5 separate regions of the Homo sapiens genome follow, and all the other regions are linked to region 1. The links are chromatin loops, found by intact Hi-C in ENCODE. Cell type or tissue: MCF 10A. All regions are shown on one strand. Region 1 holds the start of AQP7 (aquaporin 7). Region 2 has its middle 5.4 kb from the start of AQP3. Region 3 has its middle 59 kb from the start of PTENP1-AS. Region 4 has its middle 7.1 kb from the start of ANKRD18B. Region 5 overlaps UBE2R2-AS1 (UBE2R2 antisense RNA 1).

Region 1 (5,000 bases):
AAACGCTCATCAATAGAAGGATTCCTTATTATATAATCTCCATCAGGTGGAATGCTGTACAACAGGCATGAGGTGGACATGGACCTACTGTCATAGAAAGATATTCTTAACAAATGTTTGAATGAAAAAAGTATTTTAGACCAAGTGCGGTGGCTCACGCCTGTAATCCCAGCACTCTGGGAGCCCGAGGCGGGTGGATCACCTGAGATCAGAAGTTTGAGACCAGCCTAGCCAACATGGTGAAACCCCATCTCTACTAAAAATACAAAAATTAGCTGGGTGTAGTGGCTCATGCCTGTAGTCCCAGCTACTCGGGAGGCTGAGGCAAGAGAATCACTCGAATCCGGGAAGTGGAGGTGGCAGTGAGCCAAGATTGTACCACTGCACTCCAGCCTGGGTGACAACAGCGAAACTCTGGCTCAAAAGATAAAATAAAATAAAAAAGTATTTTGTTTTATTTTTATATATTTATTTATTTTGAGACAGAGTCTTACTCTATCACCCATGGTGGAGTGCAGTGGTGCCATCTCAGCTCACTGCAACCTCTGCCTCCTGGGTTCAAGTAATTCTCCTGTCTCAGCCTCTTGAGTAGCTGGGATTACAGGCACCTGCCACCATACCTGGCTAATTTTTGTATTCTTAGTAGAGACGGGGTTTCACCATGTTGGCCAGGCTGGTCTCGAACTCCTGATCTCAGGTGATCCACCAACCTCAGCCTCCCAAAGTGTTGGGATTACAGGAGTGAGCCAATGCACCTGGCTATATTTTTATTTGCTAAAAATAAAACTCTGTGTGTGTGTGTGTGTGTGTGTGTGTGTGTGTGTGTGTGTGTGTGTGTGTAGGTCCTGGACAGTCACAGTTTAAGCATCAAGAGGGCCTGAGTTTAGACCAAAGGTATACCAGGTATAAGGTTGTGGCAAATATTGTTTCTTTGAAATTTAAATTTAACTGGGCATCTTATATTTTATCTGGTAACTCTACTCAAGCCCATCCTATGAAGAAAGGACCCCGGGTGTCCCCTCCCTCTCTGCCCCCCAACTATCTCCACTGGCTCAGAGACCCAGAGACCCCCCGCCGCAGGCTCTGTGCAGACTAACATGCTTCACAGCTCTGACCCAAACTCCCACCTTGGTGGCCCCTTTAGCTGCCTCTCTTCTCTCTGCAGTTGAACTTTCTGCCTCCTCAGCCTCTGCTTCTTCAGTGCTGTTGCCACCCTCTATCCCCACCAGCTCATCCAGGCAGCTGTCTGCAAACACCTGCCTGGCCAGCCCCTCCCAGCACCCAACTCTGGGGCAACAGCCCCCTACTGGCTCCCATCAGCCTCTGGGCAGCCCTGTGTCTGGGTTTCCAGCTCCTTCCACACCCACTCCTTCTTCGTCATCCTTCTTCCCCAGAATCCTGGCCCTGGCCCTTGCCTCACTCCCTGTGCTTCTTGGGCAGCCCCAGCAACTCTAGTGCTGAATGTCCAGGGGCTGATATCTCCTCTTCTCTTTCTCCAGCTAGACTCCTCTCCCCAGCCCAGGCCCAACTGCGCCTCTGCCTGCTGGATGCCCTGGGGCCTCAGGGACCTCAGGTTGACCCTGTTGCTCTTCTCTTTGTTTAGAACCCTTTGCAGGCTCCTCAGGCCCTCGGGTTAAAGTCAGAACTCCTTGGCCTGGCTGACAAAGCCCTTCATGGTCTATCCCTGCCCACTTCCGCAGCCCTCTGCAAGTCACTCGCAGTTCCCAGGTTTTCTCACAATCCCATCAAGCTTCAAATGCCCCGGTGCCCCATCCCCCTGCTCGTTTTGGAAAACTCAGTTCCCACGTCACCTCTAACGGAAGACCCTTGTACCCCTCCAGCTTGGGATAGCCCCGTCTGTATTCCTTCCAGCCTATCTGGTGTGTCCTAAGTCACCTGCTGCTTACCTGTCTCTGCCGTGAGACAGATGGGACTGTGTCTTCTCCACCTCTCAGTCCCCAGGGTCAAGCCCTGTAAAAGAGCTTAGAGCCTGATCTCTGACCCCAGCATGGATCCCAATTCCCTCCCTCACCAACCTGACACCAGCCCATTCCAACTCTGCCCAAGTGCTGACCTCATCCAAGACCCCAGATCCACTTCTAACATGACCTCATCCCGGCCCTGGGAGCACACATGGGAAAGGAAAAAAGGCAGGACTCTCCCATTTCCAAGCGTGCACCCCTCCCTTCCTGAGGAAGAAAGGCTGAATCTTGAGCCCACGTAGAATCTGCAGAGGGAGGCCGGGCGCAGTGGCTCACACCTATAATCCCAGCACTTTGGGAGGCCGAGGCGGGTGCATTACCTGAGGTCAGGAGTTCGAGACCAGCCTGACCAACATGGTGACACCCCGTCTTTACTAAAAATCCAAAAAAACTAGCTGGGCTTGGTGGTGCATGCCTGTAATCCCAGCTACTTGGGAGGCTGAGGCAGGAGAATCACTTGAACTGGGAGGCAGAGATTGTGGTGAGACAAGACTGTGCCACTGCACTCCAGCCTGGGCGGAGCGGGACTCCGTCTCAAAAAAAAAAGAATCTGCAGAGGGAAGTTAGTGCCTTACAGAGGGCTTCTGACTAGGAAGCCCCGGGACTGTGGCCGACCCCTTCCTCTCCCTGCCTCACCCCTGCAGAAAGATCTGCAGAAAAAGCTGGAAGGGGTGGGAGGGTGTGTGCAGGGGTGGGGACTGGGGCTATGCAGGTTCCAGACCTGGTCTTTGGCACCCTCTACAGGACAGTTCCATTCCCAGACCTGAGCTTTGGACAACTGAATCTTATGCCCCTTCCCACCCATGGAGCCTGGTGCCGGAAGTTCCCAGGACTTACCCACCGTCCACCACGCCACATAGCAAGCGTCCTCAGTGTCTGCAGACCAGAAACACCTCCCTTGTGTCTCAGCACTGGGCCACCTGCTGAAACCCCAAACTGCCTGCCCCATTGTTTGAGACCCAGTCAGGCCTTGGCTCCAAAAGTCCTCTGGGACTGCTGCTGGCCCCCAGGGTCTCTCCTGACTGCACCTCGGTCCCGGAGCTCCCACACCGCTGAGCCCCGAGCCCGATGTCCCGATCCAGCTCTGGGTCCTTTACGGGGGCCTTGCTGGCCTTTCCTAAGGGAGGTGTTTTCCCGAGGACAGGTGGACTGCTCCTCAGACTAGGGGCCCTCGGAGGGCCAGGCCTGGGCTTCTACCTCCTCTCGCAGGCTGGTGTTTCTCTGCAAATATGGCTCGTGTGTCCTCCTTCCTCTCAGACTGGGGGCCCCTGAGGACTGGGCCTGAGTTTCCCTTTCCCCCTTCACAATGGGGGTTCCCTGAGGACTGACCCAGGGCCTCCCCCGTCCCCTCCACCTGGCTGTTAATCTCCAACACTTCCACCTCCAGTCCTATTCTGCACAGCTCTCCCCAGCGCTGGGGGCTCAGAGGCCTCTTCAGCCTTCCCCAGGGCTGGGGCTCAGGGAGGGCTTCCTCAGGCGCTGGCCCCAGAGTCAGGCTGCACATTGGCTTGGAGGACAGGCCTTTCCTCTGGGACTGAGAGGCCCAGAGTGCCCACCCAGAGCTCCACCTCTGACCTCACAAAGGCCTGCTTCAGAACTCGGTCTCCACGGCACTGCTGGCCGGACGAGGGATGTTATTTTGGGCAGTGCATCTGGACTTGGTTCAAGTGGCACCAGCCAAACCCCTGCCTTACTGACCTCTCCCCTGGAGGAGCAGGAGCAGCGCTCGAGGCCGCCCTGGGAGAGCTGAGAGGCAGGCTCTGGACTGGGGACACAGGGATAGCTGAGCCCCAGCTGGGGGTGGAAGCTGAGCCAGGGACAGTCACGGAGGAACAAGATCAAGATGCGCTGTAACTGAGAAGCCCCCAAGGCGGAGGCTGAGAATCAGAGACATTTCAGCAGAGTGAGTGGGGCTCCAGGCAGGGTGGGGATGGGGCAGCCTCCTCAGCGCCCAGATCTGGAAGGGCCATTCCCTGGGTACCATACAGGGAGGAGGTGACTGAGGGATTGTTTGGGGAAGGAGCCCCGTCTGGGAGTGGAAGTCCCGGCTTTCTTGTTATGGTGCAGTCCTGTGTTGCTGTGTGACACAGGCACATACACCCTCTCTCTGGGCCTCAGTTTCCTTACCTGTAAGTTGGTTGTTGGGAGGACCAGCGGTAGAGCAGAGATGGCAGGGATGCACTGAGCTGGGCTGTCAGCAGACCATGGGGGTGGGACGAGGAGAGAGCTGAAGACCACCGGCAGTGGACCACAGCGGGAGGCGTGCAGGCAGGAGACGGGTCAGCTGCCGGCTTGCTGGAGTCATTCCTCCCACGCAGTCCCCTCCTGAGGGGCTGGAGCTGGGGCTGGAGGGTTTCGGCAGTCAGGGCTGGAGATAAGAGTCTGTGCTGGAGCTAGAGGGAACTGGGCTAGAGAATCAGGAGGACAGACAGGGTGAGGGGACTTCGGGCTACCTTCATGCTGTCAGTTAGAGATAAAGATAGGAGTACAAAGGGGAATTTTTGGGTGAGGTACACGGGTGAAATGAGTTTTCAGGGCCTCATCCTGTGTGTTCACCTTCTGTGTGTGTGTGTGTGCATGCGTGCATGTGTGTGTGTGTGCAGGTCCTGGACAGTCGCAGCTTAAGTTAGCAGCAAGAGGACTTGAGGTTAAAGGTATAGCACGCAAATATGAGGCTGGAGCCACTGAGTAGAGGCTGAGGGCATCTCCACAGTCCAAAGCCGGGCTGCAGACACGGAAGGTCAGCAGGAGCACTGGAGGGTCTGGCCTGGGGCTGGGGTCCTGGGGCCAGCATGGGTGGGGTGGGGCTCCAGGGCGTCGCCTCATTGGCTGAGCACCGCTCCTCCCTCCCTGTTCCTTGGCTGGGTTAAGGGAGTGGCACTAGCAGGAGCTGCCCCAGGGCTTCTCCCCTGGGGACCAAGGTCTGATGGAAGTGTGGGGCCAAGTTCTGTGTCCTCCAGCCCTAGTGACCTCTCTTTGGCTCCTCAGCATCTACAAATCTGAAAGACAAAACATGGT
Region 2 (5,000 bases), 49 kb before region 1:
CACCCACCTCCCAAAGTGCCTCCCAAAGTGCTGGAATTACAGGTGTGAGCCACCACGCCTGGCTGAAATTTCTTTTTTCTTTTCCTTTTATTTTATTTTATTTTTTGAGACGGAGTCTTGCTCTGTTGTCTGGGTGGAGTGCAGTGGTGCAATCTCGGCTCACTGCAACCTCTGCCTCCCAGGTTGAAGCGATTTTCCTGCCTCAGCCTCAGCCTCCTGAGTAGCTGGGACTACAGGTGTGCACCACCACGCCCAGCTATTTTTGTTTGTTTGTTTTTAGTAGAGAAGGGGTTTCACCATGTTGGCCAGGATCATCTCAATCTCTTGACCTCATGATCCGCCCGCCTCAGCCTCCCAAAGCGCTGGGATTATAGGCGTGAGCCACTGCGCCCAGCCACCTGTGAGCTTTCTTTTCCTCCTCCATCTCTGGTCCTGACCCCTCATCCTCTTAAGCAACCCTCTCCTAGTTCCAGAAGCTTTCCTGCCAGTGAGGATGGAGATAGGAAATCAGAAAACCTAGGGGCTCCAGGCATCCTGAGGTGTGAACCAGAGCCCTCCAGACCCCCTAGGCCTGTCACAGTGATGACTGGTCTGTGTCAACTCCATATCACTAACTCCCTTCCCCCTGAGGCTGGCATGGGGCAGGCCCAGCAGTTTATCTCTAGACCTCGCAACAGATGCGCATCTCCTATCTCTGGTTTTTATAAACACGTGACCCAGACCCACAGCCTGGCCCAGACAGGGGCACACAAGGAGATGCACACATGAGCCTCCCAAGTAGCTGGGATTACAGGCGTGTGCCACTACGCCCAGCTAATTTTTGTATTTTTAGTAGAGACGGGGTTTCACTATGTTGGTCAGGCTGGTCTTGAACTCTTGACCTCGTGATCTGCCCGCCTTGGCCTCCCAGAGTGCTGGGATTACAGGTGTGAGCGACCACGCCCAGCCTAGTACAGTTTTCAAAGCCGGAAACATACAATCTTCTTTGATTCTTACAAGGGCCCCACCGGGAGGTGGGGGCCCCCTTCAACTGAAACCTCCAGGTGACAGATGAAGACACTGAGAGAGACTCTGTGGGGGTGGGAGAAGAGAGCCATCTAGGTGACCTTACTGTTCAGTGGCCAAGCCAAGCCTGGAGCTCAGATTCTGGGTGTGCAAGAGAGTTTTGTCCCCATCAGCCTAGTCCCTAGGACTCTGCACTCTTAGCCTCTAGGTCTAAGCCTCCATCCTATCGCTCTGCTGTCTCAACATGACCCTTAGCTGTCCTAAACCCTCAAAGGCTGCTGAGGGCAGGTCAGGGACACCAGGCTGTGAACCCAGAGTCCCCAGGGTATGGGTCAAAGGTTGATTCTTCTCAAGGCCCAGCTGGACATCCAGCTGAAGGTGCCCAAGGCTGGCGGAGTTTGTATTCATGGGCTCTCCCCCAGGTCACCCATTTAAAGATGGAAGTAGCTGCGTTGGCGCAGGAGGAGGAGTCTGGGGACACTCTTAATAGGGCAATTCATCTCAGCTCTCTGCTCCTGATTCCAGTCCACAGCCAGCTCCCCACCCTTGAAGCCTAGATGCAGGAACAGTTTTCAACAGTGGCCTAAGAGTGGGAGCACACTCTGGAAAGCAGGGTTGAGCATGGAGGGACTCAATGGGGTTCTGTGCCCGGGGTCCCTGCTCTCCCTGTGCCTCAGACCTGTGGCTCCCTAGTCTTTCTGCCCTGTTTACCTGTCCTCCCCATCCCTATGGGGTTTGAATCCCGGATCAGCACTCAGTGGCTGAGTGACCTCAGCAGGTGACTTCTCTCTAAATCTCAGTTTTGTCATCTGTGAAATGGGGAAAATACACTCATTTCTGGGAGCTGTTTTGCAAAGTGGGAGGAAGTGCTTCCTAAACTAGAATATGTCTGCATGTCTGCTTTGCTCTGCCCCTCCCCCACCCCACTCCAATGCTCTGGAAGAGATTAGGGGTTTGGGGGTACTCTAGAGTGAGTAGCTTCCTATGTCTCCACCCCCACCTCTGACTCACTAACAACAAGGAAGGCCCAGGTCTCTTTCTTTGCTGGTTCGGGCTGCTCCCATTCAAGCAGAAAGAGTTTGGGGTCAGGAAATGAAAGGTGTGGCACTCCCACCCCTTAAAAGGGCCCCAGCCAGCCCCTCTGGTCCAGCAGGCTGAGACTTGCATCCTTAGCCCTTCCCTTGCCTGGGAACCCACTCCTCCAGCTCTGACCTTAAAGAAGTCATGGGCTCCCACGGGGTGGATGGGGATGTTCAGGCCCCTTCCCTGGCTCAGCTCCTCCCACCCAGGTGAGACACAGGCCTTGCTCAAGATGCCCTGGGAGGAGGGGGAACCTCCTCATCAGCCTCCTCCCAGAGCACCCAGGAGGGCTGGCTCCCAGCCTGCACTCAGCCCTGGCTCTCCTTCCCAAAGCACAAGCGGAAGCCCTGAGGACCCTGGGCAAGCTGTGACTCAGAGGGCTGGGGCCTCACCAAGCTCAGTCTCTTCTCTGTGGAGCCATGCTTTCTTCCGCCTTTGGCTCTAGGGGGCGCCAACCACATTGACTACAAAGGGAATGCTGCTCCCAGGGTCGCAAAATGGAGCAGTGGGCTTCTGCCCCCCCGAGTCAGGCCAGTCCGGTGCTTCTGCACAGGCATCCTCAGATCCTGACCCCTTTCTGTCCCAGGTGACCCAAGGAGGGCTGACAGGAATAAGGGGCCCATGGAAAGTACTGCATCCTTCCCCTTCCTCCAGCCAGAGTCCTCTCACATCCATTAAGAAGAAGCACGAAGATCTACCCATGTCTTCTCAGTTCCAACTCTAGCCACTCCAATGTGTATGTGTACGTATATGTATGAACATGCGTGTACACATGAGGTATGGACATGAATGAGTTTGGTGAGAGTTCACGGAGTCATGGTCCTGAAGGTTGGGCCCTGATGGAGGGGGTGGGGAACAAGGACATTGAGACCCAGCCCTTGTTCTGCTAGCTAAACCATGTGCCTTGGCATGCAGCTGCATTGACTGGAGGGGGTTGCAAAGATACTCTATGGTGAGCTGCAGTCCAGGATTATAGATAGACACATACATGCATGCATACATGGGTGAGTACAGGTAGCTGCATATGTATAAATAAATGCTGCTCAACGTATATAAGACAGACAAATCCATAATTGTGTGTGTAACTAGCTACTTCCTGGTGCAGCCCACGAGAAAACCCATGTGAGGTGAATGCAGACAGATGTGTGTGCAGGTTGCTTTTTTGTTTATTTGCTTTTTGAGACGGAGTCTGTCTCTGTCGCCCAGGCTGGAGTGCAGTGGTGCGATCTCTGCTCACTGCAACCTCAGCCTCCTGGGCTCAAGCGATTCTCTGGCCTCAGCCTCCCGAGTAGCTGGGATTACAGGTGCCTACCACCATGCCCGGCTAATTTTTTTTTGGCGAGGGGATAGAATTTCGCTCTTGTTGCCCAGGCTGGAGTGCAATGGCACGATCTCGACTCACTGCAAGCTCTGCCTCCCGAGTTCAAGCGATTCTCCTGCCTCAGCCTCCCAAGTAGCTGGGACTACAGGCGCACACCACCACACCTGGCTAATTTTTGTATTTTTAGTAGAGATGGGATTTATCCATGTTGGCCAGGCTGGTCTCGAACTCCTGACCTCAGGTGATCCATCTGCCTTGGCCTCCCAAAGTGCTGGGATTATAGGAGCAAGCCATCGTACCCGGCCTAATTTTTGTGTTTTTAGTGGAGACAGGGTTTTACCATGTTGGCCAGGCTGGTCTTGAACTCCTGAGCTAAAATGATCTGCCTGGCTTGGCCTCCCAAAATTCTGGGATTACAGGCATGAGCCACTGTGCCCGGCTCCAGGCCAGGTTCCTTTTTTTTTTTTTTTTTTTTTTTTTTGTGATGGAGTCTCGCTCTGTTGCCCAGGCAAGAGTGCAGTGGCGCCATCTTGGCTCACTGCAAGCTCTGCCTCCCAGGTTCATGCCATTCTCCTGCCTCAGCCTCCCGAGTAGCTGGGACTACAGGCGCCCACCACCACACCCAGCTAATTTTTTTTTATTTTATTTTTAGTAGAGATGGGGTTTCACCTTATTGGCCAGGATGGTCTCGATCTGCTGACCTTGTGATCCGCCCACCTCAGCCTCCCAAAGAGCTGAGATTGTAGGCGCGAGCCACCATGCCCGGCCTCCAGGTTGCTTTTATAAGGGAAGAGGAAAAGAAATAAAAAATAGAAGTGTGTGTAGTGTCTGCTGGTGAAAGAGCTTCCCCTGTTTTTCTCCCCTGCTCTGGTTCCCAGGCTAGATTTGGATGCCAGCAGACCCAGGATGGGACAGGGTGACAATGGGGTGTTGTGGGCTGGGTTTCCCTATTTTCTTTCGGTGTTGAGGAGTCCCTTGCCAGTTTCTGCCCTGTGCTGCCTTTGCAGCTCCACTTGAGGCAGGGATGGGCTGGATGCATATTATAGGGTGGGAGGAAAAGGGGGCAGCATGGCAGGGGTGCTCTACCACTCCCATAGCCTGTGATCTGGGCCCTGGCACCAGGAGTCTATGGTTCTGTCTTGAGTCACAGGCTGGCAGTGGGGCCAGAGGGCAGGTACTCAGTGATGGCTCCCTGATTCACCACGGGGCCTCCCAGCCTATAGAGGCCTGGAGGGTAGGGTGCATCTTTCTGGGTCAAGGGTCATTAGAGTCCTCATGTGGGGGTTCTATATATGTGTGAGCCCATGGCGAGGCTCTCATGTGAATGGGATCCCTGATCATGGGAGCAGAGCTCAGTGTCTATAGGCAAGTGTGTGACTGCAAACCACAGGGTGTGTGTGTGTGTCTGTGTGTTTGTGTGTGTGTATGCGCAAGCACCTGCATGTATGTGAATCTACTTCATGTGTATGCTAAACCCATCTCTTTGGGCATGAACCACCTCTGGGACTGGGAGCCCTTATTTCCTTTCTTTTCTTTTCTTTTTTAACATGCCTATCTAGGCCAGGTACGGTGAATCATGCCTGTAATCCCAGCA
Region 3 (5,000 bases), 210 kb before region 1:
GTGTAAATACCCTCACTATGGCCAGTTTCAAGCTAACAAAATGATGTCACTAAAACTGGAGTTGGGAAAGATGTATACAGTCAGCTCCCATGAGCTGATAAGGTAGGCTGCAGCATACAAGTGGTCTTTGCTTTCTTTTCAATATAATTTGATCTAATATATTTTAGTCCTGAAAATTACTTTCTTGACTTGTTTTTAGCTTTATGAAAAGCACGTTATACTTTGCATCATCTCATTAGGCTTAGTTTTTACATTTGCTATTATATTGCTAAGATTCACCTATAACCTTGCTCTTCACTATAGTTCATTCATTTTGACTCATATGAATATGCCGCAGTTTATTCATTCACTCTTTTCAGTGCATATGTGGGTTGGTGCCATGTTTTTCTACTGTTTGGTGCTGTTGAAAACACTTTTGTATTTATGTCTTCTGATATGTGTATGCAAGAGCTTCTCCTGATGTAAACCTAGGAGTGGAATTGCTGAGTCATGTATGCAAGAGCCTCTCCTGATGTAAATCTAGAAGTGGAATTGCTGAGTCATGGGATATAGGAATCTTCAACTGTGAGATAATGCTGAACTGTTTCCCAGTGGTTTATAGTACTTATGCTCCCATCAGTAATTTATAAGTAATCCTATGAATCCATACCCTCGCTAACATTTTATATTTCTAGACTTTTTATATTTTGCTAATCAAGTGGATATAAAGCTATGTATCATTGGATCCTGATCATCAATGAAGTAAAATATCTCTATATGTTTATTGGTCATACATGTTTCTTCTATTAAATGTATGATCATATGTTTTGCTCATTTTCTATTGGCTCATACAGATTTGTGGTCAATGTAAATGTTTGGTTTCTCCTAGGAAAGGATTTTCACTGTTCCACTTACTGTCTTCTAGCTACTGGCAGAACTTTCCAACTCTTTAGACAAGCCATGTTGTCTGAGGTCTTCCTTCTAGGTACCTCTGCCCCCTCTTTCCCTTGACACCTTTCCCAGGAGCCAGGTCACCAGCACCTTCCCTAGGGATACGTTCCGTATGGTGTGTACCTAGGCATAGAGGTGCTCCCCTCCCTTTGTACCGAGTCTTACCCTGTTCATTCATCAACTGAAACACCGTGGAGAACATGATGGCATTCAACATTTACAGGAAATGTGATAGGATTTTATTTTCGTGGTCCTGGTCCAAGGAGGACAGAACACAAATTTGGAGTGGATGCTATTCAATGCTGTTGCCATCCTCCCCTAAGGTAATGTGTTCATGCATAACTCTCTACTTGGCTGCCTCTTGGTTATCTTTGTCTTGAGAGCCCAGCATGATGACAAGAAAGAGAGCCAATTGCTGAAGTTTATTATAGGAAGTACACAGTGGTTATACAACTGTCTTCATATGTACCTCTAGGATTATATGTAGATCTATTCAAGAACACATGACTAATGTGGCAGAGTCAGGGCAAAATTCTAGGTTTTATAATTTTCAGGGAACTTTCCATGTTCACTTACCTCTTTAGGCCCAACTCTATTGCCATTTCGTGGGTCTCAAACACTACACCTCCTCCATACTCCACACTCACAGTGCTTCTTTTCTTTTTCTCCCCCTACCCATCCCCTGCCCCACCCCCTGCACACACACTCCCAGATGTCTCAGTCAGGAAAGCTGTGGTTTTCCATTCTCCACGCCTCCCTTCTCAGCACTCAGTGGGCCTGCTGGGGTGGAGGAGCAGCTGCAGGGGTTCTTGCCGCGGTCTCTGATCCCCTCCTGGCGCTGTGTCTCTAGCACTGCAGATGTAGAAGCTGCTGTCTTCAGGATGGGCACTGGTCACTGTCAGAGCGGAGAAGGTCAGGTTTGGATGGTTGATGGGAAACTTGTCCTTCTTGACGCCTTGCTCGTATGTGACCTCGGAGCCCTCATTGGAAGTTGCCATCAGCATGAGGCTCTGTTTCCGGAGCTGACGATACCAAAACATAGTTGTGGCCTGAAAGTCCAGGGAACGGCACTCGATGTTCACAGAGGTTCCACTCTTACAGATAACCCTGCTCGGATGTTGAGAGACGACAGCACTAAGCCCGGAGCCTGCTGAAACAGAAGCCAGAGAGAGGAGAGCCCAGTGGGAGCCGAGTCAGACAGGATGCCAGGCCGAGCTCAGCCTCCCTCCCTCCCCGTGCTCCCAGCTCCTGGAGAATCCTGTTTGTTTTGTGCAATCTTCCTGTCATCTCCCTAGGGCTATAATCCCCTATCTCCTCTGACTGGCGGCTCTCACCTTACCCTTTACACCTCTAGAGAGCAGGGCCGCTCCCTCTCCCTTCGATGAGCATAAACAATCCACATTGCCTGGCCACCGCTTGACCATGGCAACACACGCACATGCCCACCCAAGCTCCCAGGTAGAAGGAGGCTCATACCTGGCCCCAGAAGCAGCAGAAGCAGCAGCATCTTCCGTGATGGCCCCACACCACCTTCTCTGGGGAGAGTTGTGACCACTGTCTCCATTCACCAGCGAGGAGGGATGACTGATCACAGAATCCCAAGGATGCTCTAGTCTGCCCCCTGGTGGTAATCTTTGCTCATGACCCGTGTTACATCCATCTCTCTGCCTGTCAAAGAACCATACAGGTCGGCGAGGTGGCTCACGCCTGTAATTCCAGCACTTTGGGAGGCCGAGGCGGGTAGATCACAAGGTTAGGAATTCAAGACCAACCTGGCCAACATGGTGAAACCCCGTCTCTACTAAAAACACAAAAATTAGCCAGGCGTGGTGGCGGGCGCCTATAATCCCGGCTCCTCGGGAGGCTGAGGCAGAGAATTGCTTGAACCCGGGAGGCAGAGGTTGCAGTGAGCTGAGATCGTGCCACTGCACTCCAGCCTGGGCGACAGAATGAGACTCCGTCTCAAAAGAAAACAAAAAACCCATACAGTGTCTAAAGTGGCCTAAAGATTTCCCAATTCAACTTCCAAATTTATTAAAGATACACTGAGACGTAGAGCATTGCAATGACTTAAGCGAGTTTCTTGTAAGGAAAGGAGTGTATGTTTGGGTAATGAATGGCATTGGAGTCTGCTGCTTCTGTTTCATATCCTCAAAGTAATTACACCAAGACAACTCATGGTTGTTAATCACTAGACCTACAGGTTGGCACTACCATAAATATTGATAATGCCCAGGCCAGTGCCTCGGCTGGAAGTCCAATGTTTCTTCATAATCATGTTGAAGCCACTTCGTCATTTTCTAAATGAGATAGTTACCTCGTGAGTATCTCATGACAATTTCCCTCACATATAGATGGACTTAATTCTAAACATTCTAATAACATTTCTCGATTTAGCTTGTATGTTTCTGTGTTAATCACTGTTGAGGTTGTGAGAATAATTAGTTACATTTATTCTCTTGTAATGGAGGTCATACTAAGTACTGGACAGTGAAACTAGTTTCTAGGAGGCATAAGAAATTCTTTGATTTGAACATGCTGGGATACTTGTTTTAATGGATTGACGTTGAAAATGTGTAGCAATTACAAGGAGCTGGAAAGTTGTTTTGAAAGCCCTATGTTTTCATTTTTATAACAGCCTCCCAATTGTGCTTTCATTTAATATTTAGTTCTACTTCTCTGGCATAGGTAGCTAGAAAAGATAAGATTAAGACTTCGCCCATCATATTATGTTTGTGCAATAGTGAAATCATTTTATAACAAATATAGCTATTGCATTATGTTAATATTGACATATCTATTGAAGGGCATCTGTATGCTCCTGTGGCTGCATTTTTATTTCTTGGGTATGTTGGGCCTCATTAAAATGAGGCCACTTCATACTGTAACTGTACTTTTTCTGCAAAGAGTAAGTAAGGACAGCTTGCTATGGGTGACCTCTGGCCCAATATTATGATATGTCTGGGAGGGAGTGGCTGGAAGACCTTCAGATCGGAAGAAAATCTTCCTATTTATTTTGAGAAACACTAATTGTCAGGTACAGATGGTCTCATGATGGTTCAATGACTTTTCAGCTTTACAATGGTGCAAAAGCAATATGCATTTCAGTGTGCTCCTTGACTTATGATGGGGTTATGTACAGATAAGCTGGATATTGTAAGTTGAATTATGATGTTTTCAATCTATGCTGGATTTATCAGGATATTACCCCACTGCAAGTCAAGGAGCATCTGGATATTCCTGTGGTGTTTTATCACTGTGTCAACCTAGCTAAGCAAGGAATGTGTTTCAGATAACTTTTTTTCCTAGTATGGTTCTGGGTTAGAGTTGAACATGAGGGAAGAAATGCATGAAGTTTGTAAGGGGAAAGTAAAACAGCTGCCACTGAGTTCTGAAGTCATCACTGGCTCCAGGCAGTGAGGAGTAGCATCAAAAGTGCCAGTGAGTTCCAATTTATGCTGACTTTCCCCTGCTTCACATCCAGCTCTTTATACCGACTGCCAGCCCTGCTGACCAGGAGGGACTACAGTCCCACTACCAAACTTGTCTGAGAACTCACAGGGCTGTTGGCACATAGAGTCAGCCATCTTCCATAGATTCCTACACCAGCCCCTTCAGGGTTCCATGTAGTGCATGGATATACCCAACTTAATGCAAAACTTAATGCAAAGTCCAGTTCATCCACCTTCACCAGAGCTGGTTAGAGTTGTGTTTTCTGACCCTTTTCAAACTTTCACTTATCCATCTTCTCTCCAAATTGTGTCAGGCCTAATTCCTATAATATACTCTTTTGTTCCTTAATGCTCATGGCGGTTTTTCTTCCTTGACACTTCCATTTGTGTTATGGGTTTGCCATAGCCCAAGCCATACATTGTCAACAGCTAGTATGTGCTATGACTTTTCATTTTTTGAGACTACTTCAATGCCATCTCTTAAAATTAGTCAATGTGACCAGTTTTCTTGGTGTCTGGGGGACTTCAGTATCCATGAGAACTGTTGGAAAAGGAGATAGAAGTTAGAGTCAGAGGCATGGGACCAAAGGGCTGTGGCACAAGAAAAGCCATGGTATT
Region 4 (5,000 bases), 110 kb before region 1:
TTTCTGCATGTTTGTTGTGAGTTATCAGGAATTATTGTTGGATTTTGCCAAAATTCTTTTATGTCTTTTGACATGATTCTATTGATTTTCTACTTTATTTATATGATGTACAATGTTCGTTGTGTTTTAGATAGTAAGCCAAATTTGCATTACTAGTATTAATTCCAGAGACATGTAGTGTATGATCGTTTTACATACTGTTGGATGTAATTTGCATCCAGGTTGTTAAATACATTTGGACGTAAACTTATGAGAGATATTGTTTGGCACTTTCCTTTTCTTCTGATGTCTCCATCCTGCTTTGGTATCAAGCTAATACTGGCTTTCTAAAATGTTTTGGCATATCCTCTCTTCTGTATTTGCTGGAAATGTTTGTGTATGACTGGTATACTTTCCTCCTTAAATGTTAAATGGAATTCATGGGTTAAGGCATCTAGCACTACACTCTTCTTCAGGGGGAATATATTTAATTACTAATTCAATTTTTTTTTACTTTATATACATCTATTAAGATTTTCTATTTGTTCTTTAGTCAATTTTGCTACTTAATGTCTTTATCGGAATTTGCTTATTTCATTTATGTTGCTAAACTTGTTGACATTTGTTGTTCCTCATAATATCTTAAATTCCTTTAAAATTTCTGTTGAATCTGTTGTGAGGTTCTATCTTTCATTCTTTTTTTTTTTTTCTCAGACAGAGTCTTGCTCTTGTCACCCAGGCTGGATCCAGCATCCTGCTACTGGATATATAGATAAAAGAGAAATATTATATCTTTGAGATATGGAATCAACCTAAGTGCTGCTCTAAGCATACAAGTGCAGATATCTTTTTTATATAGTATGTCTCCTTTATGTATATATTCAGTAGCAGGATTGCTGTATTCCATATCTTTATGATAGCAAAGATATGAAATCAATCTAAGTGTCCATCAATAGATGATTGGCTAAAGAAAATGTGGTATGCATACAGTGGAATACTATTCAGCCATAAAAACAACAAAATCCACAATATTCTCATGTAACAAATCTGCACATGTATCCCTATGTCTAAAATAAACTTCAAAATTTTAAAAAGAATGAAATTATGTCTTTTGCAGCAACATGGATGGAAATGAAGGTCATTATCTTAAGTAAAATAACAGAAACAGAAAGTCAAATACTGCATGTTCTCACTTATAAATAGGAGCTAAATAACACATACTCATGGACACAGAGTGGAATAATAGTCATTGGAGGCTCAGAAGGGTGTGTGAGTCAGAGGGGTGAGGGTTGAGAAATTTCATAGTGGATATAATGTGCACTCTTCAGGGAATGTTTACACTACGAGTCCAGACTTCACCACTACCCAGTATGTTCGTGTAACAAAACTACACTCGTACCCCTTAAATTTATACAAATACAAATTAAAACATGCATCAGAGAGGACCTTAATTTTTTTCTCTTTTTCTCTTTCTTTCTTTCTTCTTTTTGACAGAGTTTTGCTCTTGTCACCCAGGCTGGAGTGCAGTGGTGTGATCTCAGCTCACTGCAACCTCTGCCTCCCGGATTCAAGTGATTCTCCTGCCTCAGCCTCGAGAGTAGCTGGGATTCCAGGCCTGAGCCGCCACTAGTAGAGTTGGGGTTTTAACATGTTGGCCAGGCTGGTCTTGAACTCCTGACCTCAGATGATCTGCCTGCCTTGGCCTCCCAAAGTGCTGGGATTACAGGCGTGAGTCACTGCGCCTGGCCAAAATCAGTTATCAATTAATTTTTAAACATGTAACTAGCAGGGGTCCCAGTAGTGGGGGGACCATTATTGCATGCTTTGAAATTTGAGGGTCCCATTCTGCTTATTAATCTCTAGGGAGCAAAAAACAAAACAAAAAAAACAGAACAAACCAAAAAACTCTACGATGCCTATCAGGGAATGTTTAAGATTTGTACCAGTGTTCTGTGTTACAATGTGTTTGACACAGAATTTTGTTTTACTTGATGGGCAGGCTGTGATCTAATTGCCTAGTTGTGACCAATTTTTCCCTAGATGCATAAATTTTTTTCTGAGACTAGCTGACCACTAGGGGTCACCTTGCCTGCCTGTGTACTGGTTAATTAATCCTTACCCAACAGACTTTTCCTTCCAAGACTTTTTCTTCCAAGACTGTCCTAATAGCTTTTTAATTTTTTTTGTTTGTTTGTTTTTGCTTTTGTTTTTTAGACAGAATCTTGCTCTGTTGCTCAGGGTGGAGTGCAATGGCATAATCTCGGCTTACTGCAACCTCTACCTCCCAGATTCAAGTAATTCTCCTGTCTCAGCCTCCTGAGGAGCTGGGACTACAGGCGTGCCCACCATGCCCAACTAATTTTTGTATTTTTTCTAGAGAAGGGGTTTTCCCATGTTGGTCAGACTGGTCTGGAACTCCTGACCTCAGGTGTTCCACCCGCCTCGGCCTTCCAAAGTGCTGTAATTGCAGGCATGAGCCACCACACCTGGCCCCTAATGGCTTCGAAAGGGTTGACTCAGGCCCACCTCTATAGAAAGTAGATTTTGCTTTCAAGAAACATTTAGGGCCAGGTGCAGTGGCTCATGCATGTAATTTGGGAGGCTGAGGCAGTAGGATCCACTGAGGCCGGGAGTTCAGGACTGGCCTGGGCTACATAGTGAGACCCTGTCTCTACGAGATACAAAAAAAAAACAAAAAATTAGCCGGGTGTGCTGGCATGTGCCTATAGTCCCAGCTGCTGGGGAGGCTGTGGTGAGAGGATCACTTGAGCCCAGGAGGCCGAGGCTACAGTGAACTATGATTGCACCACTGCACTCTTGCCAGGGTGACAGAGCAAGACCCTGTCTAAAAATATGTATATATTTTACACTAGTTCCTTATCAATTTTTTAAATATGATTTTCTGCATAATCCTGGCAATGTCTTTTTTTAAATCTATGAACATGAACACATAACATTCTGATTGATTCTGTTAACATAATTTATTACATTAATGGATTTCCAAGTGTTGACTCTCACTTGCATTTCTGGCACAAAAGGCAGTGGGATTATGATGTAATGTTGCAATGTGCTCACACAGTGGCTTCTAGTGCTGACACAATGGCTTCTAATATTTAAAAAGTCTACATTTATATTCACATGTCCTATACTTTTGTAATACATGGCTCAAACCAGGGTAAGATCTCATATCACCTTTATGCACCCTTCCTGAAAACTATTGGGAAGATTGACTAAGACTTGAATAGTTTAGGTAGCGTCAGGTTATCAGTTAGTTTACTAGTAGAATTTCTCTCTGGATCATATGAACTTGGTGCTTCTGTGTATTTGAGGGACTCTGATAAATGTCTCTTTTTCTTTTATAAATATTGTACAATTTAGAATCTCTATCTCTCTAGGGGTAAACGTTAATAAAATATATATTTATAGAATATATAACATCTACATTTGATTAATTTACATTGGAATGCCCAACATTGTTCCCATTTATTTTTCATATCAGTATTTGACTTCAAGTTGCTGTTTGCACTGTAATCTGTTCACATATCCTTCTCAAGTTCCTCGCATGATCCCGTCTCTCCGTTCACAGTGAAATAATAGTTTGGCTCAGGAATCTGAGGATTAACAGAAAATTGGGTTTTCTGTAGGGGACCATCTCAGGAAAGCACAGACTCCAGTAAAACATGTGCACTCTGCTGCCAGCCCCTAGTCTAGACTCACCCCTTCCTGCTCCCTCCCTAGGAGCCCCTTCCTGTTGCCTCCAGGGATTATGGAAAGCAACAGCCTCTGCCAAACACTCTCATCTTGCTAGAGATGCCCACTAGAATGTGGGGAAAAGAAAGAGAGATCAGACTGTTACTGTGTCTATGTAGAAAGAAGTAGACATAAGAGACTCCATTTTGTTCTGTACTAAGAAAAATTCTTCTGCCTTGAGATGCTGTTAAATCTGTAACCCTAGCCCCAACCCTGTGCTTGCAGAGACATGTGCTGTGTTGACTCAAGGTTTAATGGATTTAGGGCTATGCAGGATGTGCTTTGTTAAACAAGTGCTTGAAGGCAGTATGCTTGTTAAAAGTCATCACTACTCTCTAATCTCAAGTACCCAGGGACACAATACACTGTGGAAGGCTGCAGGGGCCTCTGCCTAGGAAAGCCAGGTATTGTCCAAGGTTTCTCCCCATGTGATAACCTGAGACATGGCCTCGTGGGAAGGGAAAGACCTGACCATCCCCCAGCCCAACACCCGTAAAGGGTCTGTGCTGAGGAGGATTAGTGAAAGAGGAAGGCCTCTTTGCAGTTGAGACAAGAGGAAGGCATCTGTCTCCTGCTCGTCCCTGGGCAATGGAATGTCTCGGTGTAAAACCCGATTGTATGTTCCATCTACTGAGATAGGAGAAAACCACCTTAGGGCTGGAGATGAGACATGCTGGTGGCAATACTGCTCTTTAATGCACCGAGATGTTTGTGTATGTGCACATCAAAGCACAGCACCTTTTCTTAACCTTGCTCATGACACAGAGACCTTTGTTCACATGTTTTCCTGCTGACCCTCTCCCCACTATTACCCTATTGTCCTGCCACATCCACCTCTCCGAGATGGTAGAGATAATGATCAATACATACTGAGGGAACTCAGAGACTGGTGCTGGCACGGGTCCTCCGTATGCTGAGTGCTGGTCCCCTGGGCCCACGTTTCTTTCTCTATACTTTGTCTCTGTGTCTCTTTCTTTTCTCAGTCTCTCGTTCCATCGGATGAGAAACAACCACAGGTGTGGAGGGGCTGGCCCCCTTCACAGAAAATTGTACTTGTTTTTGGTAATTGGTAACTGGGACAAAGTTTATTGAAATATCTTTAGCTCCCCAAATGTGCACTGTCATTGTTGCCACAGGTGAACTGCTCATTGCAGTGATGTGAAAAGGTGAGGTCACAGGACACAAACCCATATCTGAGACCTGGATGCCTCCCTCCACGCACTCACCCACTGGCTGTCCTGAGCATCACCCTGCACCTGTTGTCCCAGCAA
Region 5 (5,000 bases), 320 kb before region 1:
ACCTCCTAGGTTCATGCCATTCTCCTGCCTCAGCCTCCTGAGTAGTTGGGACTATAGACACCCGCCACTGTGCCTGGCTAATTTTTCGTGTTTTTAGTAGAGACGGGGTTTCATCATGTTAGCCAGGATGGTCTCAATCTCCTGATCTTGTGATCTGCCTGCCTCGGCTTCCCAAAGCTCTATTTCCATTCTTATACATTGTGAGTGGGAATAAAAAATGGTATAGCCAGTCTGGAAAAGTTTGGCAGTTTCTTACAAAGTTAACATGTATTTGTCTTATAACCCAGAAACCCCACTTCCTAGAGAAATGAAAACTTAATGCTCACATAAAAACCTGTGTATAAATGTTCTATTGATAATTCTATGATTATTTGATGTTTTATTCATAATTGCTCCAAGCAAATGTCCTTCAACAGGTGAATGAACAGGTAAATGCATAAAGAAGTTGTGGTATATCCATACAATGAAATACTACTCAGCAGTAGAAAGGAATGAACTATTTACACATGCAGCAACTGAGCACTTTCCAAGGCATGATGCTGGAGGGTGGGGGAAGGAAGTAGTCTCAGAAGTTTACGTACTGTATTTCTCATTTTTGAGAAGATAAAATACTGATGAAGGATAGACCTGTGGTTGTCAGGAGTTACGAGTGGGAGAGGCTGTGATTATAAAGGGAAAACATGAGGGAGTTTTTGGGGGTGTGATGGCACTATTTTGAATCCTGATTGTGGCAGTGCTTATGTGAATCTATACATATGTTAAAATTATAGAACTGTACACCAAAAAAATAAATTTTTGTGTGTGTATATATATATATATATATATATATTTTTTTTTTGATAGGGTCTCATTCTGTTATCCAAGCTGGAGTGCAGTGGCACGATCATGGCTCCCTGCAGCCTCGAGCTCCTGGGCTCAGGTGATTCTCCCACCTCTGCCTCCTGAATAACTGGGACTACAGTCATGTGCCACCACGCCTGGCTAATTTTTTGTATTTTGTAGAGATAGGGTTTCACCATGTTGCCTAAGCTGGTCTCAAACTTCCGGGCTCAAGTGATCCACCTGTCTCAGCCTCCAAAGTGTGTGAGCCACTGTGCCTGGCCTGTCTGATGATTTAAAGAATAAAATTAATAAAATTATAGAAGATGAACATTGGATTCTGATATGGGCCTCCAGTTCCTCCTTGCTAAGGTGAGGCTGATGATCTGTAATCTATGCAGCCATTATCAAAATGCTGACCCAGTATTGTGCCTCAATTCTGAGGCTTATGTATTTTGATCTGCTTTCTTGCTTTAGATCCATTATGACTGAGAAAGACTTCTTAAATTTTGCTTTTCCATCCCAGAAATGACTGATTCCAACCTTTCTCCCCAGCTGCTCAGCATGGGCCTCCAGCTGTGCTCTGCACACTCTGATAGCAGAGAGCTTTTATTCACCCCCATTTTTGAAATATAATTTCCATACAATATAATGCATAGATCTGAAATATATAATTCAATGAGCTTTGGCAAATGTATACAGTGGTGTGTTCATACATGTTTTACAACTGGCTCTCTGGTGGGATAAAAAAGCCCTGCTTTGTAGTGTTTGCCAATTTCTGGAGTATAAATATTTCCACCGTGGTGGATTCCAAGCTATCAATGTGATGTTGACTGGCTTGCAGACATCCTGAAAAATTAACAGTCCACTCTCTTGATGGTGCCAGCGGGCTTCAGCACACCACTGCCTGTACATAACTGTGCAATCAGCACCCAGATCAACATTCAGGACATGTCCATCACCCCACAAGTTCCCTAGTGCCCCTCTGCAGTCAATCCCCACGCCTATCCTGTGCGGACAACGATTCTGATTTCTACCACCATCAATTAGATTTTCATATTCTAGAACTTCATGCAAATACAGTATATTTTTTGGCCTGACTATTTTTGCCTCAGATTTGAGAGTCCCTCCTATGATGTTTATCTGGTTGTTTGTCTTTTTCATTGCCCAGTAATATTTCATTGTATGGATGTAGTATCGTTGATTCTCCTGTTAATTGGCATTTGGGTTGTTCAAAGTTTTGGGCTTTTCTGAATAATCTTGAAAGTACTTGAGAGGCTGTAAAAAAGAGGTTCTGATATTCCTGGCAAAACTTTCTGCTGGGAAGAGGAATAGATCCTGAAGCTTCAGATTTTACTGGCGATAATGAAAGAGCATCTTTGAAAGTGTGTAGCATGCGGCAGACATTCAATAAATGTTAGTGGAGTCTCACTTTGGCAGAATTCTGTTTCTAGGATCTGTGCCCAGAAATAGATCGTCTTTTACAGAAAGGTCAGAATCAACCATTCTAGAGAAAATTTAAAAATACCTCAGAGAGATTCTGTCTTCTCATTTGATAAATCCATTTCAGGAATATTTCACAATTCTAACAATTAGAAAAAAATGGCTATGTGATATTTTTATGTTATACTTTAAAGTCTACCTATTATATATATTATCTTACTTCATACACATTTAATTTTCATTTTATGCACATTGTTTTATTTAACTTTTGCTACAATGCTGCAAGGTAAATGTACTTCTACTTTACAGATAAGGACAAATGAGGCTTGGAAATGCTAAGTAACTTTCCTAGCTCACAAAGCTAGTAAGAATTTGATCGCAGTTGCCTGACTCCAAAATGCATGCGTTTTCCTCTGCAATGTGCGGCCCCACCATGTTCACACCTCACTACAGACAGGAAGCACATATTATTCAGATAATCGCTACCCATTTTCCATTCATCCTCGTTTTTCCAGTGAGCAAAACATCTTGTACAGTCACTTTCTTTTTTCATTTCAGAAGTACACTTTGAATAGGCTCAATATGGCCTGATTTAAGCAAGCAGAAGGAAAAATCCTTACAAAGTCTGTGTGGGCCAATCAGCAATGAGATGGAGCATTCGGCAGATGGCGCTGTTTCCACACGAGTGTAACGGCGGCCACAAGCGTTCTGCCGCCAGGGGGCGCCGCGTTCCGCCGGAGAAGCGTGGCTACCAGATTCGCGGCCCAGCACGGGCTGCAGGGCCCACGCCTCCTTGGCGGTGCGTTCTTTCCCTCCAGGTGGGACGCTGCAGGCCCAGCAGCTCCCTGTGCCTCCAGATAGCCAGGGCTCTCACGTGGATAGGCTGCTGGACCAAGCTCAGTCCAGCAGGCCGGCTTCAACAGCTTCTGCTCAGCTATCCCGGACAGCACAGGACTGTGCAGAGCCTCCCCTAAACCTCATTCTTTTCAAGGGCAAAGGGAAGCACAGCAGCGTTTGCCTTTTCTTGCCAAGTTAGCACGGAGGAAGTTTCATCAGGGAGAGGCAGGGGCCTCAGAACAGGGAGGCCGCAGGGCGGCCTCGGCAGGTGAGTGCTGGCAGCCCGTGGCCTGAGACGTTAAGCACTGTGGGGAGAAATGGAGAAAGAAGCTCCTTGAACATTAGGCCCACTCCGGTGTGTGAAGCAACTGGCCCTTGAGATGAGAGCAGCCTGGTCTTCCCTTCTTGGTGAGGCTTGGGCCTTTTACATATTCCCACACAATGGAAATACGCAACCACTTCCAACTGGGTCCCAAATTCTCAAATGTCTCGACTACAGGACTCTAGGGACACAGCCTCCTCCTTAAGGATTTGTGAGATGTCTGTAAAGAAAAGGAAAATTTGTGAACCTTCTCAGAAGAAGCCACAAAAGAATACTTAGAGGCAAAAAATTACTCAGGCTGACATTTGAGAGGCTCTGGTTCACTGGTTCAGGCCCCCTTCCCAGGCTGACAAGGGTTGAGAGGCTCTGGAAGGACAGAGTCCACGGGAGCTGTGCTCTTCTGCGAATTCCGTCCAGCCATATTCCTCCACACCTGCAAAGTGGTGGAGAATGTTCTCTGCTTCACTCCACCCCAACTTGGGCATTGGAACAATGACTTCCTCATTGGGTTTTGGTAGTTTTTCCATTATGTTTTAATTTTGCCCTTTATATGAAGTGCTATATTTTGTTTTAGAATAGGCATTACATTGGCTCAAAAATCAATTCACACAGAAAGGTATACAGTGAAGTCTTACTTCCACCCCAGTTACAATCTCCTCCACATATGTGCACAGCTAATTCATTTTACTAGTATCTAGGGTACCCTTTACCAGAGTTTCTTTAAGATACTGCAAGATAGCTTAATCGCATTGCAATCTTGCATACCAAATTATATGCAAATTATGCATATAATTATGCAGACCAAAGTCTGACAGGTGCAGACCCTTGCGTATTCTCACTGAGTGTCTCCTGGGCTGCTCCTGCTGACAACCCCCTCTCCTCTCTCTATGTGATCTAGATCCATTTGAGAATCCTATGAAAGCTTTGGACCTTTCCTGAGGAAAATGCACCTAGGCACACACCTATACACATTGGCATTCAATTTTGGTGGGGGTTATGGGCTCTGTGAAGCCCATCTGTACCCTTGGTGATCACACCCCCCTTCTAAACTGTTATCTATTTAGAGCTCTGGGCAGGCACTTGGCTGAAAGCATTATGCTTCCTTTCAGAGGGAAGTTTCAGCAGGGCAAAGCCTGTATTACTGATCTCTGCTGTTTACAGAGATCTCAGTCTCTCCTCGGACCGAGGGGCATTGGTGCAGTGGAGCTGGGACCTGAGCTGGATCCTAGCTCTTAGGTAGAGTCCTGAGACTTTCATATGTCCTTTCCACAAAGTGAGTCTCACGAACAGACCTTATCCCGGAGGGTCACGGCTTTTTTCACAGAGATGGACATTGAGAGATAAGCACCCCAGGAACTACACAATTACAGTTGGGAGGAATATGGTGAAGAAAAACACCGGGGCCAGGACATCTTGTGTCACAAGGAGGCCTCCCAAGAGAGTGACATCGATGTGACGGTGTGTCCTTCAAGCCTGGGTCCAACTCCCATGTGGGGAGTGGCTGCCTTGGTCCCCAAGCCCATCATCCTGCAGGCAGTCCCTCTGACCACAAGGGGGCCTGCTGGAGCCTGGCCTGGCC

Evidence for each region. Hi-C counts contacts between places; a loop is a spot of excess contacts. Peaks named below come from ENCODE experiments on the same cell type or tissue, not always from the same donor. Only the 100,000 strongest peaks of a DNase experiment are listed, where the experiment ranks them.
Region 2: a loop joins it to region 1, with 6 times the contacts of the local background. A loop is called at or near these places in 54 of 110 quality-filtered maps.
Region 3: it touches region 1 in a loop (10-fold over the local background); 12 of 110 quality-filtered maps call a loop at or near these places.
Region 4: it touches region 1 in a loop (10-fold over the local background); 16 of 110 quality-filtered maps call a loop at or near these places.
Region 5: a loop joins it to region 1, with 16 times the contacts of the local background. A loop is called at or near these places in 11 of 110 quality-filtered maps.

Annotation. Positions count from the first base shown.
Region 1 is chr9:33,401,258-33,406,257 of GRCh38, reverse strand. AQP7 (aquaporin 7) reads left to right here and starts at 3,690. Exons shown (of 8, transcript NM_001170.3): 1 at 3,690-3,885; 2 at 4,971-5,000. The coding sequence starts at 4,996. LOC105376020 (a long non-coding RNA gene) reads right to left here and starts at 4,737. Exons shown (of 3, transcript NR_188543.1): 1 at 4,436-4,737; 2 at 4,110-4,350. RefSeq lists an enhancer at 1,365-1,922 and a silencer at 4,473-4,767. In MCF 10A, a CTCF peak has its summit at 2,730 (motif pointing left); a DNase peak (open chromatin) is centred at 2,727.
Region 2 is chr9:33,450,487-33,455,486 of GRCh38, reverse strand. No RefSeq gene overlaps it. Among named protein-coding and RNA genes, the nearest start is that of AQP3, 5.4 kb to the right of the region's middle. RefSeq lists enhancers at 2,410-2,539, 2,342-2,636, 2,362-2,875. In MCF 10A, CTCF peaks have their summits at 2,406 and 2,609; a DNase peak (open chromatin) is centred at 2,416.
Region 3 is chr9:33,615,282-33,620,281 of GRCh38, reverse strand. It overlaps the pseudogene TRBV20OR9-2. Among named protein-coding and RNA genes, the nearest start is that of PTENP1-AS, 59 kb to the left of the region's middle. In MCF 10A, a CTCF peak has its summit at 2,562 (motif pointing left); DNase peaks (open chromatin) are centred at 511 and 2,551.
Region 4 is chr9:33,514,639-33,519,638 of GRCh38, reverse strand. No RefSeq gene overlaps it. Among named protein-coding and RNA genes, the nearest start is that of ANKRD18B, 7.1 kb to the left of the region's middle. In MCF 10A, a CTCF peak has its summit at 2,054 (motif pointing right); DNase peaks (open chromatin) are centred at 1,258 and 2,048.
Region 5 is chr9:33,720,232-33,725,231 of GRCh38, reverse strand. UBE2R2-AS1 (UBE2R2 antisense RNA 1) reads left to right here. Exons shown (of 5, transcript NR_170204.1): 5 at 844-1,147. Among named protein-coding and RNA genes, the nearest start is that of PTENP1-AS, 45 kb to the right of the region's middle. RefSeq lists enhancers at 2,722-3,221, 3,222-3,723. In MCF 10A, CTCF peaks have their summits at 2,947 (motif pointing right) and 4,967 (motif pointing right); a DNase peak (open chromatin) is centred at 2,951.